Linked DNA regions of Mus musculus: region 1 is linked to region 2. Evidence: chromatin loops called from intact Hi-C (ENCODE). Cell type or tissue: left cerebral cortex. All regions are shown on one strand.

Region 1 (8,000 bases), 170 kb after region 2:
GTATGCATGTATGTGTGTGTATATATGTGTGTATGTGTGTGTGTGTGCCATACTTGTGCTTGTATATGTGAACATGAATATGTATAAATGTACATTCATGCTAGAAGTCAATAGTGGGTGTCTTTCTCAATTGCTCTCCACCTTATTCTTTGAGACACTGAACTCAGAGTTTACCATTCAGTTAGACTGACTGTCCTCTGGGCCTCAGGTATCCTCATGCCTTTGTATTCTCAGCTCTGAAGAAGAGAGATGCCCCTCTCTGGCTGTGAAACTGGATGCTCTGTTTCACTTTGATGTCCAGAGTTCTCCCTTAATCTCTCACCCCATCACACACTGCAGGCTCTCTGTGGAGAAGTAAGCAAATACTGAGTGCCAGGCTATTCACTAATCCTTCTCCTACACCTTAAAAATTAATAAATTTATTATTTTTTATAAATTTATATGTAAAAAAAGATGGATGGGAATAATAAAAAACCTAGGATAGCAAAAACTATTCTCAACAATAAAAGAATCTCTGGTGGAATCACCATCCCTGACCTCAAGCTGTACTACAGAGCAATTGTGATAAAAACTGCATGGTACTGGTACAGTGACAGACAAGTAGACCAATGGAACAGAATTGAAGACCCAGAAATGAACCCACACACCTATGGTCACTTGATCTTTGACAAAGGAGCTAAAATAATACAGTGGAAAGAAGACAGCATTTTCAACAAATAAATGGTGCTGGCTCAACTGGCGGTTAGCATGTAGAAGAATGCAAATTGATCTATTCTTATCTCCTTGTACAAAGTTCAAATCTAAGAGGATCAAGGAAATCTACATAAAACCAGAGACACTGAAACTTATAGAGGATAAAGTGGGGAAAAGCCTCAAAGACATGGGCACAGGGGAAAAATTCCTAAACAGAACAGCAATGGCCTGTGCTGTAAGATCGAGAATCGACAAATGAGACCTCATAAAATTGCAAAGCTTCTGTAAGGCAAAGGACACTGTCAATAGGACAAAACGGCAACCAACAGATTGAGAAAAGATCTTTACCAATCCTAAATCCCATAGGGGGCTAATATCCAATATATATAAAGAACTCAAGAAGTTGGACTCCAGAAAACCAAATAACCCTATTAAAATGGGGTACAGAGCTAAACAAAGAATTATCAACTGAGGAATACCGAATAGCTGAGAAGCACCTAAAAATGTTCAACATTCTTAATCATCAGGGAAATGCAAATCAAAACAACCCTAAGATTCCACCTCACACCAGTCAGAATGGCTAAGATCAAAAATTCAGCTGACAGCAGATGCTGGCGAGGATGCGGAAAAAGAGGAACACTCCTCCATTGCTGGTGGGATTGCAAGCTGGTACAACCACTCTGGAAATCAGTCTGGCAGTTCCTCAGAAAATTGGACATAGTACTACTGGAAGTTCCAGCAATACCACTCCTGGGCATATATCCAGAAGATGCTCCAACTTGTAATAAGGACACATGCTCCACTATGTTCATAGCAGCCTTATTTATAATAGCCAGAAGCTGGAAAGAACCCAGATGTCCCTCAATAGAGGAATGGATACAGAAAATGTGGTACATTTACACAATGGAGTACTACTACTCAGCTATTAGAAACAATGAATTCATGAAATCCTTAGACAAATGGATGGATCTGGAGGATATCATCTTGAGTGAGATAACCCAATCACAAAAGAACACACATGATATGCACTCATTGATAATTGGATATTAGCCCAGAAGCTCACAATACCCAAGATATAATTTGCAAAACACATGAAACTCAAGAAGAAGGAAGACCAAAGCGTGAACACTTAGATCCTTCTTAGAATGGAGAACAAAATACCCATGGAAGGAGTTACAGAGACAAAGTTCGGAGCAGAGACTGAAGGCATGACCATCCAGAAACTGCCCCACCTGGGGATCCATCCCATAAACAGCCACCAAACCCAGACACTATTGCAGATTCCAACAAGAGCTTGCTGACAGGAGATTGATATAGCTGTCTCCTGAGAGGTTCTGCCAGTGCCTGACTAAAACAGAAATGGATGTTCACAGTCATCCTTTAGATGGAGCACAGGGTCTCCAATGAAGGAGCTAGAGAAAGTACCCAAGGGAGCTAAAGGGGTTTGCAGCCTCCTAAGAGGAACAACAATATGAACCAACCAGTAACTCCAGAGCTTCCTGGGACTAAACCACCAATCAAAGAAAACACACGGAGAGACTCATGGCTCTAGGCACATATGTAGCTGAGGATGACCTAGTTGGTTATCAGTGGGAGGGGAGGCCCTTAGTCCTGTGAAGGTTCTATACCCCAGTATAGGGGAATGCCTGGGCCAAGAAGCAGGAGTGGGTGAGTAGGGTAACAGGGGAGAGGGGGAGAAGATAGGGGATTTTCAGAGGGGAAACTAGGAAAGGGAATAACATTTGAAATGTAAATGAAGAAAATATCTAATTAAAATAAACTGCAAAAAAAATCTTGATGAAGGTCAAAGGGAATTAGTAGTGTTTAGCTCTTACAATAGCTAGCTTTGACTGTAGACTTGGTGTATTGTAGAATCTCCTGGGAAGGGAGTCTCAATGAGAGGCTCTCTAGATCAGGTTGACCTGTGGGCATGCCTATGAAAGATTTTCCTAGTTTAATTCACTGAATAGGGAAAATCCACCCACTGTGGGTAGCACCATTCCCTAGAAAGGGAATTGACTGCCTAATAGTGGAGAAAGCAAATTGTGGGTGTGCTTAACTGTTTTAGGTTTCTCTCACTTTGACCTCCCAGCTATCATAGACTGTAACCTGAAATGGTGAGCTAAAATAATTGCCCCTAAGGTGCTTGGGTGGATGCATTTTTATCACAACAAGAGAAACAAAGCTAAAACACCTCTGCTCTGGTTGCTAGTGGCTTGGCAGTGGGTGCTTTGCTTTCCATCTCTCACTGGTGTTTCTCTTTTTATCTTGTTTGAATTATTTCCTCTTATCAAACAAAAAAAAGCTCTTAAAATATCATTGCTATGTACAATATCATTAATGGTGTAGCCGACAGTGTGGCAGGCATATACTACATGTGGGAGTATAAGTTGGAAAGTATTTCAAAATTAGTTTTATATTTAAAGAAAAGCATGAGAGTTTTGCGTGCCTATTCAACTCAGAAATTGTACTGCTTTTTATGGCGCCAATTTAAAATGAATGTTTATTCACTAAGACATGAATTGCATTTTTTTGCTGGTGTACAGTACTGCCAGATTGCAATTAGAACTTACATCAATATTCCCAGTACAATCAGTCTTTAAACATGTGAGGTACCAGCAGCTTCCTCTCCTTTCCTTGGGTATACAATTGGACTTTATAGCCCACCCTCCCTGCAATGAGACCCAAGGTCTGAGTCTAGGGATTGATGCTAGTTCCAATTCAAGGTTTTCAAAATGCAGAATATCCTCTTCTCACTTCCATCTTTATCCACTGACTGAAGACAAATGATACACAAAAGGCCACGAGTCTACTGACTGGCAGCAGAAGATAAATATAAAGGACATCGTAAATCTGGGTCTCTGAGTGTCTATGTTAATAAATATCCACCGCCAATTAGGAATAACTGTCTTGGTTTGTTAAGTGTACAAGAAATAAACCATCTTGTTTAAGCTACTATACATGTTTAGATCTATTTATCTGCACTGTAATTCACTTTGATTGTAATGCTGTGAGCAACCCATGAAGGGACTTGGTCACATACTTAAGTTTTCTTTTCAAGTTAAGCAAAGAAAACTTAAAAAAAAAAAAAAAAGACTGTGGAATGTACTTTCTTCCTGTAGCACAGCTTGATAGTGAGTTCAGATGAGGTACCTTATTACAAAGGAACTTTGCCTGATAAGCCAATTGTCTGTCTCTCTCTCTCTGTCTCCCCCCCCCCACGTCTCTCTCTGTGTTTGTGTGTCTTTCCTCTTCCCATCCCCCTTTCTTCCCCTGCCCTCTCCCATTCCCCACCCCCATTCTCCCCCTCTCTCTTCCCCTCTCCCCCTCCATGGGCATAAAATCCAGAGCCTTCTGAATGGCAGATAAACCTTCTACAACCGGTCTTAGCCCCTAATACACCTTGTGATAATGAATTTGCAGACATTTCAATTTCCTTGTTGATACTAAAATTCGTCCCTGTCATCAGCCAGCTGAGGATTTTATAGCATCATCAAAACTGTCTGCCCTCTATTGTTTTGAGTGGAATTCCCCTATTTTCCGCTGTGTCCCTAGTGAAGGCAGTGGGTTCAAATGAGTTCTTAGAAGAAACCAAACATGTTTCCCTGTTTCTCATTTTCTCTTTTGTATGTTTTGACCTTAGCCTCTAAAAGCATGCAATCCAAAAACCGTGTTGCAATATATTTTTTCACACTAGTGTAACTCTTTTAAAAATAACATTTCTTTATCTCCTCTGTCTCTGCCTGTGTCTCTCTGTCTCTGTCTCTCTGTCTTTCTCTGTGTGTCTCTCTTTGTGTCTCTGTCTCTCTCTCTCTCTTTGTGTGTGTGCGTGTGTGTGTGTGTGTGTGTGTTTACAATACACAAGTCAGTCCTCTCTTCCCTCCAGGTGGGTACCAGGAACTGAACATGAGTCCTCGAGCTTGGCAGTAACCACTGAGTCACTTCACCAGCCCCCTCAATACAGTCCTTTGGTCCTGTTCTCTTTGCACACAGCAGCAACTTCACCAATGCCATGAACATGATGTCATTGCTTACTTTTCTCCAAGGACTATCATGGTGTGTGTGTGTGTGTGTGTGTGTGTGTGTGTGTGTGTGTGTGTGTGTGTCTGTGTCTGTGTCTGTGTCTGTGTCTATATCTATGTCTGTGTGTCTGTGTGTAAGTGTGGTTACTGAATCTGCCCATTGTCTTTCAAATTAGTATAATCTGAATATGGCACAATTATTCTTGGCTAAGCAGTGAGAATTCTTATCTGGTGGCTGAAGGAGGGATTAGCCTGCTCAGAAAGGCTCATGTGTTTCATTGAATATCTCAAAAAACGGAGAAATAAGTGTGCTATCTAAGCTGATGGTGTTAAACTTGTTTGGATTTCATGAGTACCTCAGAGCGTCAGACTCACCGAGGGGTGCTGGCCCCTGGGGTTATTGGCCACTGAGGAAGTCTTGGAGTTACTCCACACAGCTTATGTGTTCCGTAATAATGAAACCATCAAAATGACACCAAAGAAAAACCTTTAATAACATAAAAATTCTGTCATGAGTTTCTCAATGAAAAAGCAATATATACACAGGATGATACTATGCTTATAAATAAAAGCATGGTTTGATGTGTTCAGTAAATAAACATTAAGACCCTTCTATGCATGTAGCAAACATTACAGATACTGGTACATATCTGTGTATGTTAAAACAGAATCTAATGTTATTTTACCTTTTCCAATTTACATTGAATATTCATTAACGGTTTAACAAGACATCACTATTAAATTAAGGCTCGTTTTTGAATTATAAGAAAAGGCTAATGTCGTAACAACCAGGTTTAATAAAGTAAACAGAAGACTCAGAAGTCATTCTAGCCCTGTGCTCTGCTGTGACTCACCAAACATGCCCTGCACTGTGTGTTTCAATCTTCTTCTATTCCCTTATTAAAATGAACAGATGCATTGCCCATCACATGGCTCGTGGAAACATGCCAACCATTTTCTTAGCAACCGAACTCCTGCCTTGTGCACTGTGCATGTTAACTAAAACAGCCTGTTGACGGCTTAAAATAAACCTGCCTTTTTCCATTTAGCATTTTATCAAATGAATGTAATTTTGTTTGCTGATGAATTTAGTTCAGCTTCAAGGAGATTTTTCTCTTCTTCCTGGGGAGGCTGGAGAATCAGAATTGTCATGCCAAAGGATGAAAAACAAGCCTAGGGAGAAAAGACAGGCTGATGTGGATGTGGGTAATGTAAGAATATCTTCTCAATTTCACCTCTCCCCTTGTCTTGTTTGTTCCTTCGCCCCCCTCCCCCCTCCCCCGGGTAGAATGTTGATTTAACTTTAAATTCTCCTTAGCCTTTGCATCATAATGTTTGGGTTACTTGATTAAATGCATTAATTTAAATGAGTGTGCTGATGATTGCTATTGTTATTATGTGAAGGCTCTTGTCTTATTTTTTTTCCCTTATTTCTTTTTTTCCCCTTATTTCTAACACTTCAATATGCTCTACAGTTAAATTATGCCCTTCTCACTGGCTAGTAGACCCGCTTCTACGGTCCAGAAATAAAGAGACCAAACAATACATAATTTGGCAAGGCAGGAAGGGGAGAGTTATTATCAGCAGTGTAGAGAATTGGTATTTTTCAGATAGAGCTGACTCTGCATCTTGGAATAATCTGCTGTTTTGCTGGGATATAAAAATAAATCTGTGTCTACATGTATATGCAGACATCTTGGGTACAAAGACCACCGGAATATTTCCTGAATAAGAAAACTCTCAAGTTGCCATGAAGACTAACGGTATAACAAAACCACATATATACTTAAACCAGCAAACACCTAACAGATCAATGGAAGAAAGAGGGTTTAAGTGAATGCGTGTCTAAGCAGGTTTCCTGTCATCTCCACTGGCTCCTCATTTAAACACTAACAGTTACAATCCAGCAGCAAAGGCAAGCTGTTGAGATTTCCACTTTCTTTCCCAGGAGCAAATTTCTACGGCTACCATCATCGAGCAATGAAAATTGATGACGTAGCTGTCTAGTCTCACATTTTCCCCATGGAATTATGAAGACAAAACAAATGCAAAACACATTTCTGTTCGATCTACTTAGTCCCGACTTCTGCTTCATTTGTATTTTAGGAAACAAATAATCTTCTCGTGTTGTCTTTAACAGTAGGTACAACCCACATGAAATCGACAGACATTTAACATTAGATATTGTAAAGGGGCAAGCTGCTCCCAAGTTTTGACATTCTTTTGTTGAAAGTCAGAATCCATTGCTTGTGCTAGTTCCCACACAGGTTAGCAGCTGTGGGAAATGTCACATCCATAGGGGTTGTGTCTGAAATAGTTAATATATTTTTAAAACTATCCAATAGAATTTTCTTTATGAGACAAGGTCCTGCCGTCTAGGTGAACCTTGAACTCACTATGAAAGTAAAGGTGGCCTTGAACTCCTAAACTTGCCATTTCCACATCCTCAGTTCTGTGATTACAGACATCTATCCTCGTGCATTGCACACTTTTCTACTTAAACACCATCTCAAACACGTCACTCTGTACAGTGGTTAGTGCTCTCTGCTGCTCAGTGCATAGAAGACACCCAACCTCACAGTAGGAGTTTCCTGTGTGGCTCACTACTCTTGGGAAGGTGCCTTGACAGTTTGGTGAATTACACCCAGGTAGGCTGAAGGCAGTTGCTAATTAAATCTTGGAAGCACCTAACCATCTAGAAACTGAGCAGCCTCAACACGCTATGGAAAAATTCAGTAGCTCTGACCGCTTGCTTCTTATCCATCAAACCATTCTCTCTTCTAAATAAAGGCAGAGATGGGCACACCTACCTGATCTGAAGAAGGGACCTTGACCTTAAACTTAACTATTTCATTATGTTATATTTCTCAATAGAAACCTTAATTTACTTACACTTCGGGCATTATTTTGTGCTTAAACCGTTAAATGTGTTTGCTATACGTTCCTCCCTACTGAATAGACCTGAACTTCATTCCAAGAGCTTTTGTGCTTATTAGACACTATTGTTCTTTGAGTAAAATTATCTTTTTGGTTAAAAACTCGATAAATATAACACCGATAGTCATTTACTGAGGGCAGGTCATTGGTACTTTTGTATTAAGGTCTAAAGGGGAATTGATTCTCACACTGGCTCCAGAAAGCAGAATCGTTTCTTTCTGGCACCCTGCATGGGAATGGAGAAGGACATATGACAGCCGCATTCAGGAAGATGAAATGTCTTAATTCTTAGTAAGAGACGAGTGAGCCTCTCCAAGGCAGACCCAGTGTAGCCCAGGTCACTGGCTC
Region 2 (8,000 bases):
TATTACACCTGACTTCTTGATATTCATTGAGATTGAGACTCTAAAAGCCAGAAGGCCTTGGACAGATGTTCTGAAGTCTCTAAGAGACCACAAATACCAGCCCAGACTTTGATACCCAGCAAAACTTTCAATCTGCATAGATGGAGAAAATAAAATATTCCATGATAAAGTCAAATTTAAACAGTATATACCTACAGAAATATAACCCTATCAAAGGTGCTAGAAGAAAAACTCCAATGTAAGGAAAATAAATATACCCATAAAAACACAGGAGATAATCTCACACCAGTAAGACCAATAAAAGGGAAGCAGACACACTCTCCCTACCACCATCACTACCACCACCACCCTCATCACAAACAACAACAAAATAATAGGAATCAACAATCACTAGTCATTGATAGAAAATCAATGGTCCCAATTCTCCAATAAAGAGACACAGACTAACAGAATGGATTTGAAAGCAGGATCTACCCTCCTGCTGCAACAAGAAACAAACCTCAACATCAAGGATGGACATTACCTCAGAGTAACGGGTTGTGTAAGAGTGTTTTCTTGAGCTATTTTATTGGGTTATTATATCTACCACCCTTTCAAACTTTATCACATCCTAAAATAAACCCTTCAAACCTCCCAACACTGGGTAGAAGAAAAAGGTTAGAGGAGAAAGAAGGTAGAGACCTCTTTATACTACTTCCTGCTAATTAGGAACATTGAGTTCCTTGGGGGCAAGTCCAATCTTCATCATTAGGCCATCTCCAATTTCTTCTGCCTCTTTGATCACTACTTGATAAACCACAGCAGCAGAGGGAGCAGCAACCTCCATGGAGGGTGTGTCCAGCCCCACTCGGGGTTCTGGCATTTATACTGTCTCAAAAGTCCCCAGAATTCCAAAGGTCACACACCCCCAGAAACTATATGCTTCTGGCAAAATCACACTCCTGCTAGAGCAAGAACGAGATCATAACCACTGCCGTGAAGTAGCCTCTTTTCCACACCTGAGATTAAAACAAAAATATATTCACATACATAACTGGGTTTCTTTTAAGAAACCAAAATTTTCACTACATTAGAAAAAATATATATTAAGCAAATGGTCCTTAGAAGCAAGCAGGTGTAGCCATTTTAATACCTAACAAAATGGACTCTAAACTAAAACTAATCAAAAGAGATGAGGGAGGGCACTTTATACTCATCAAAGGAAAAATCCACCAAGATGATATTTCAAATCTTAACATTTATGCCCCAAACACAAGCCCTTATCCAAAATAACTAAAGGACACCGAGAGATAATCCAAATTAATAAAATCAGAAATGAAAATGGGGACATAACAGCAGACACTAAGGAAATCCAGGCAGTCCTCATAAGGAAATACTTTAAAAACCTGTACTCCACAAAACTGGAAAATCTAAAAAAAGGGATAATTTTCTTGATAGCTACCACTTCGCAAAGTCAAATCAATATCAGATAAGCAATTTAAATAGACCTGCAACCCCTAATGACACAGAAGCAGTTATTAGAAGCCTCCCCACCCAAAAGAGCTGAGGGCTTTAGCACAAAACCAGACTTTCAAAGATGAGTAAATGCCAAAAATTCCTCAAATTACCCCAAAAAATAGAAACAGAAGGAACATTACCCAACTCATCTTATGATGCTACAGTTACCCTGACACCCAAACCTTACAAAAACTCAACAAAGAAAGAGAGTTATAGGCCAATTTTTCTTTATGAACATAGCTGCAAAAATACTAAAATACTTGAGAGAGATAAAAAGGACAGAATCCAAGAACACATCAGAAAGATCATCCCCCATCATCAAGAAGGTGCCATCCCAAAGACGTATGGATGGTTTAACATGGGAAATGGTAAATATAATTCACCATAAACAAACTGAAGGAAACAACCAACATGAGCATCTCACTAGATGCTGAAAAAGTCTTTGACATAATCCAACACGCTCTCATGACAAAGGTCTTGGAGAGGGGAGAGATACAAAGGATACACCTAAACACAAAGAAGGCTGTCTACATCTATGGCCAACATCAAATTAAATGGAGAGAAATTAAAAGAAATTCCATGAAAGACAATGCTCTCTCAATATCTACTCAATACAGTACTTGAAGTTTTAGTTGGAGCAAAATGACAACTAAAGGAGATCAAGAAGATACTAATTGAAAAGAAAGAACTCACAGCATTGTTATTTGCAGATGTGCATATATGTATTATTCATAGTAGTGCATATAGGAAATTATACACAAGTATACTATCTGTGTATACCATAGTAAGCATGCATACTATGAATGAGAACATTCCACCAGGGAACTCTTACAGCTGATTTAAAAAAAAAGTGAAGACTAGGAAGGCTTTGCTTTCTTGAGTCTCTAAATGGAAAGAGACCACTATACACCCTATATCTACTCCGTAGACATTGCCATACTAGACAGTTTCTGGAATGACATGCCCGCCACAGAATTCTAGGGATAAGGAATTAGAAACATACAAAGGATGTGAGAATGTGTTTGCTGACCAGGCCAGGACTGAATGCAGGCCTTGCTGGTAATGCTTCTGTATAGAACATCCCATCACAACATGACTGCTGATGGCATCTGTCGATGTTTGAGCAGAACAGTCTAGAACTCAGGCAGTCATTGTCCTACCCCTACCTGAATCCATGAGACTTCGCTCACTCATCACCATTATATAACAGAAAACTCAGCAGTATTTAAATCTCAGAAGGACATTAAAAAGTTGAGGGCTACACTGCTTAAAAAAAATCAAACAGCACTCATTTAAATTGGTTTAATCACACACACACACACACACACACACACACACACACACACACACACAAAATTTACAAAGATGTGCCTTAAAATAGTTTCTAATAATATGGGTGGCATTGTGGCCTTGAAGTTGGGCAGCTGGGGAGTAGTCATGTTAGGATGTAATGACAAGAGGCATCTAGATGCCTGGTAACAGGAAATGATCCTGATTTTTTTCCCCTTGAGTCCTACCCACACTTTTTCAAGACCAACCAGCACAAATTCAACCTGTGTTCTTATCTATCCTACAGTCTTTGAATCTGAACAGCATATTCTGTAACCTATATAAGTCCATTGTCAGTCAGCACTTTTTTTTTTTTTTGGTCTGCTAATCTTATGACTTCACTGAATTAAATATAAGCTCCTGGAGAACGAACTGTGTGTCCCTCCAATATTTAAACAGTGCTAGATCTTCAGATGTCTCCACTGACTTTATGAGTACCACCCCTTGCCCTGCAGTACTGGGGAGTTCATTAAATAATGTTTTCATGAAACAAAGAGCAGAGATGGCAAGGAAAACATGGTATGAGTACTTTTAACACTGATTTTGGGTTGGGGAGATGGCTCCGTGGGTAAAGGGTTTGCCCCTCAGACTTAAGGAACTGAATCTGATCCCTGGCGCTCAGATAATAGCTAGGTGTCTGCATGTCTGTAAGCCTAGTGCTGGAGAGGTAGAGATAGTCAGTCTAGCCAAATCAATGAGCTCTAGGAGAGACCCTGACAAAAAATAAGGTGGAGAGCAATAGAGAAAGATATCCAGCTTGGACCTCTGGCTTCCACCCATGCTCCTATGCTTGCATTCCTGTGTGTGTGTGTGTGTGTGTGTGTGTGTGTGTGTGTGTGTGTGTGTGTGTGTGTGTGTAGTGTATACCACAATTTAATTTACAAAGCAGAACAAGTAGTTCTTTAGCTAAGAAAATACAGTGTGCAATATAGTATGCAAATCCTCAGGTTATTACCTGACCTTACAGACCTCTAAGGACTATGCATGGATTGTCTCCAATTCCTTTCCTGCATGGCTGTGTAGGCTTTCACTTGGGGACAGTGGTTTCTAATGTCAATTCCGAGGAACTCCAAGACTCCACCAGGCACTATAAGGCTTGACTCCTAGGTGGGCTGGCCGTCACAGCCAGGCAATCTGTGGCTGTGCCTACCCAGGTACCAAGGCAGGTGTCTGGCTTCCAGTTATCAGTAAAAGGACTTCCTGTTAACTGAGGAGGCTTTCTCAGATGTCCTGAAGACCCCCACACATACATACATACGTACATACATACATACATACATACATTACATACATACATACATACGAACACCACTTTGCCCCTAGTTGAAGGATTGGGTATTGGCTAACTCAATAGAGTCCCAGCCTTCCAGAGAAGTAAAACATAAAGCCACTTTGTACCCCACTTTTTCCTTCCCATCTTCCCCTTTAGAGATGGCTAGTGACAGAAAACAAGAGGAATGGCTTCACCAGCAGTGGCCCTTGATCAAGGAAACGTTCCATTAAATCTGCTGGTTATTCAAACATGTTAATAATTCCAGGGAAAGAGTTGGCCTCCATTCCCTCTCAAGCTCTTTTCTGGATAATTAGTTCCTCTGATTCTGCTAGAATTCCCAACACGTTACCAACCTTAGATACAAGGCTGCAAACAGTGACATCACTGTAAAAACAATGCTGCCATCAAAGGACACTTGAACAAGAGTCTCAAGTGTTCCCACTCTTCACACGCCATGAGCTTCTTCAACTACAAGGCTCAGAATTTCCTGAATCCCTCTATACGAAGAGAAAGCGTTAACAACGGTGTCAAGTAAGGCCTTCGGGATTCACAGCTCCACTCTAAACCAATGACTGGTTAATGAAATGTTGGCAATGAATCTTAAGACGCTGCTCAATGAGACTAAAACAGTTCCGTGGTTATGTAGATTAAGCCAGATAAAGCACATCAGACTCCACCCACCATGAGACACAGAGTAGGTTCATGTTCTAATAGTATGATCGATTTTCTTTTAAAGAATGGAGGTGCTTGGGCTGGCTCAAAGAGTAAATACACTTGCTGTAGATCCCCACAACCCACACGATAGGAGAGAGCCTACTACTGCAATCTGGGTGTCAGTGCCTCCTGTGAATACAATCAATCAATCAATCAATGTAATAAAATACATTTTAAAGGAGTGGAGTTGTTTATAATAAAATTCTTAGTGACGATGCATAAGGAAGCAAAAGCTTCTAAAAATTTTAAAGCTTTGATAGTTTTAAATAAAGCAACCACACACACACACAGTGCACAGTCTTCGGGAGAAAACGGTATTAACCAAGTTTCAACTTTAATGGCCAAGATGGTTGACTTGGGTCCTTTGGGCAGGTGGCAGGAAGGTTTTTTTCTTAGGACGCAATCCTCACACATCGCTTTTCTCTGGGAGGGGTAGAAAAATATCTGCCCTTCCTTCACCAGTCCAATGACAAGTCGAAGCCCCACCCTGAGGGAGCTGTGTGGCCCCACGTGTGGCTCATGACGTCCCTGCGCGGAGGGGACACAACCCACCAGGGGCAAAGGAGAGACTAAAAAGACCTCGGTTCCCTGCCTGGCCAAGCGTGGGGTCGTGGGTGGGACAGTGGCAGGGGCTTGGTGGCCCCTGACCTTGGCAGGGTCAGTGAGCTTGGCACCAGTCCCCTTCTTTGCAGCCTACCCGGCGCTGCGCACTGCCCCGCCCGCCCTCGCGGCTGGTGATTGACACCGGAGTGGGTACATACGGGTCCGCGGCGCAGCAGGGCTGGCGTAGGGAAACATGGCTTTCCCTCTCCCGGCCTTCCGCCCGCATCGCGCTCGCCCAGGGCACGGCCCAGGGGACACTCCGGACCCCGCCTAGCTCCTCTGAGTGCTTCCACGTTTTTCGATTTCCCTGGCCCGGGAGACTCCTCTCATTGCTTTCCCTCCACCCTGAGAACAACCTGAGTTTGCCAAGAGGAAACTCCTGCGAGGGGGATGGATACCCGCCCTGGCTGCTGGCAAGAGATGGAAACCATTCCAAGCAGGAGTTGATGGAGAGGGGAGGACGTCCCTGGAGGGAAAGTAACACTCAGAGCTCCGTGCGGGGCGAGCGAGGTCAGCAACAGGCATTTGCAGAAGGAGCGGGCAGCGGCCGTGCCCAGCGCCTGAGTTATTAGGCGCATCGCCGCGTTCATCGCAGCGCAGGGGGCTTACTCCAAACACACTCGAGGGCCTGCGAGCAGGGTTTTTTTTTCCCCCTTTACAGGACTTACCTTTCTCTTCGGCATAATGACTACGTTGGTGCAGCAAAAAAAGTAAAGCAATGTTCTGGGCCGCCTGGCACACTGCTGGATGCTGCCTGGCCGCTGCTGCTACTCCCGCAATGGGCTCGGCTAGCCCGGCCTCTCCGACCTGCACCTCCGCTTCCTCCCCCGGCGCTCCACTCGCTCGCATCCCGGTCCCCCAATGGCGAGCCCTGCCAGCCAGCCGCGAGGCCCCATTGGCTAAGAGAACGTTCTAAATTCCACGAGGGCACGCCCACCCCCGTTCACCCGGTACGCGCAGTTGTAGTTTCCACTTCACTGGGAAAAAAAAAAAAAATCTGCCTGGCGACTGAGCATGCCCAGTTCAACTAGTATCCTTCAGGCTGCACTAACTTGGAGTTTCATTGTTTGACGTGCCTTCTTTGGATTAAACCATTGTGCATCTTCATAGGAAAAAAAAGTTTAGTATTAAGTAATGCTGGGTTAACTTTATAAAGTAAATAGGGCCACGGGGTGCCTTGTACAATTGTTACTTATAAAAGCTTGTAACGGGTGTTCATGGTGCGGGTCTATACAGGGTAGGAAGGTCTGTTCTGGAAGAGTTTCCACAGTTTCTAAGGTTCTCAGTTCCATCTCTAGCAAATACCATCCCCCATCCCCATAGTTCCTTGGTCTAATTGTTTTGTTTTTTGTTTTTCTTTAAGTCTGTGTTACAAGTCATATATGAATTCAGCCAATTATTCAGCTATGTGTGAATAATTGTTATAATTGATATAAATGTTTGTTGTGGAAACTAAGGGGAAATCGAGAAATGTAGGAACAAATAAATCACTTATATATTAAATATGTACATTTAAACGACACCTGCCAGGTTACCATTTTGTGTATAGTGTAATGTTTCTCGACATTCCGCAAAGAATTGCAAAATACATTATCTGAATTTATTTAAGACCGGTTTTATCCTGACTAAAGACCTCAGACCCGGGAGGCTGGGGGGGGGGGGATTTTTTGGTCAACATCCTTCATAAACATAGGCACAAAGACACAGACAAAATTTTATCAAATCAAATTCAACAACATTTTTAAAAAGCTAATACATAACCAGGGGAGTTGAACCTGGGAACACAGGATTCGTTCTGTGAATCAAATCATCCTGAAAATCAATCAGTGTGATCATAGCACTGATTCTATTATAATTATATAATATGATATATAATTATATTATGTTTATTATAGCACAAAGCTATAATCGGGACTGTGACCATCTCAAGGGCTGCAGGGGGAATGCTAGGGAATGGGTGAGCAAGTCATGATAAGTCTACAGTAGAATATTACTCTGTGATCAAAGAAATAAGTTTTCCCTGATGAGATAAATAACAAAAGAAAAATGCTAAATGGAAGTCAATACAAGACACTATACTGGGTGGTTTTGTTTATATGAAATTCCAGGAAAAACAAAGCAAACTAAGCAAGATTAGCCCGAGAATCATTTACAAGCCAAAAGACATCTTAGGAAACTGCTCTAAAGCCTTACACTGTGTAGTGGCTATTCCTGGTTGTCAACTTGACAATATTTGGAATGAACTACAATCCGGAATTGGAAGGCTCACCAGTGACCCTTATCTGGAGGCTTGGAGATCCTTATCTGGATCTTGGTTTGAAGATCTTGAGCCATAGTGGCTATGGATTCCAGAAGATTGAATCTCCGAGTTAAGGAACACACCTTTAATCTGGGCTATGCCTTTCATCTGGGATTAAAGGTGTGGTGGAACACACCTTTAATCTGGGCTACACCTTTTGCTGGAGACAATATAAGGACATTGGAAGAAAGAAGCACAACGTTTAGTGGGTCTATTTGGATTCTGGAGACAACACATCCCTCACTTGGGTGTGTTACTTAGGCCTATTTACCAAGTGACTCGGAA

Evidence for each region. Peaks named below come from ENCODE experiments on the same cell type or tissue, not always from the same donor. Only the 100,000 strongest peaks of a DNase experiment are listed, where the experiment ranks them.
Region 1: it touches region 2 in a loop (4-fold over the local background); 5 of 42 quality-filtered maps call a loop at or near these places.

The regions. Positions count from the first base shown.
Region 1 is chr9:83,311,035-83,319,034 of GRCm38, forward strand. Gm46122 (a long non-coding RNA gene) reads left to right here and starts at 5,674. Exons shown (of 2, transcript XR_001779247.2): 1 at 5,674-5,926. In left cerebral cortex, no CTCF peak of the experiment used is centred here; DNase peaks (open chromatin) are centred at 4,957, 5,670, 6,611 and 7,316; H3K4me3 peaks cover 1,856 bases; H3K27ac peaks cover 2,169 bases.
Region 2 is chr9:83,140,347-83,148,346 of GRCm38, forward strand. Hmgn3 (high mobility group nucleosomal binding domain 3) reads right to left here and starts at 6,261. Exons shown (of 6, transcript NM_026122.4): 1 at 6,085-6,261. The coding sequence starts at 6,099. In left cerebral cortex, no CTCF peak of the experiment used is centred here; DNase peaks (open chromatin) are centred at 4,574, 4,789, 5,359, 5,535 and 2 more places; H3K4me3 peaks cover 2,359 bases; H3K27ac peaks cover 1,750 bases.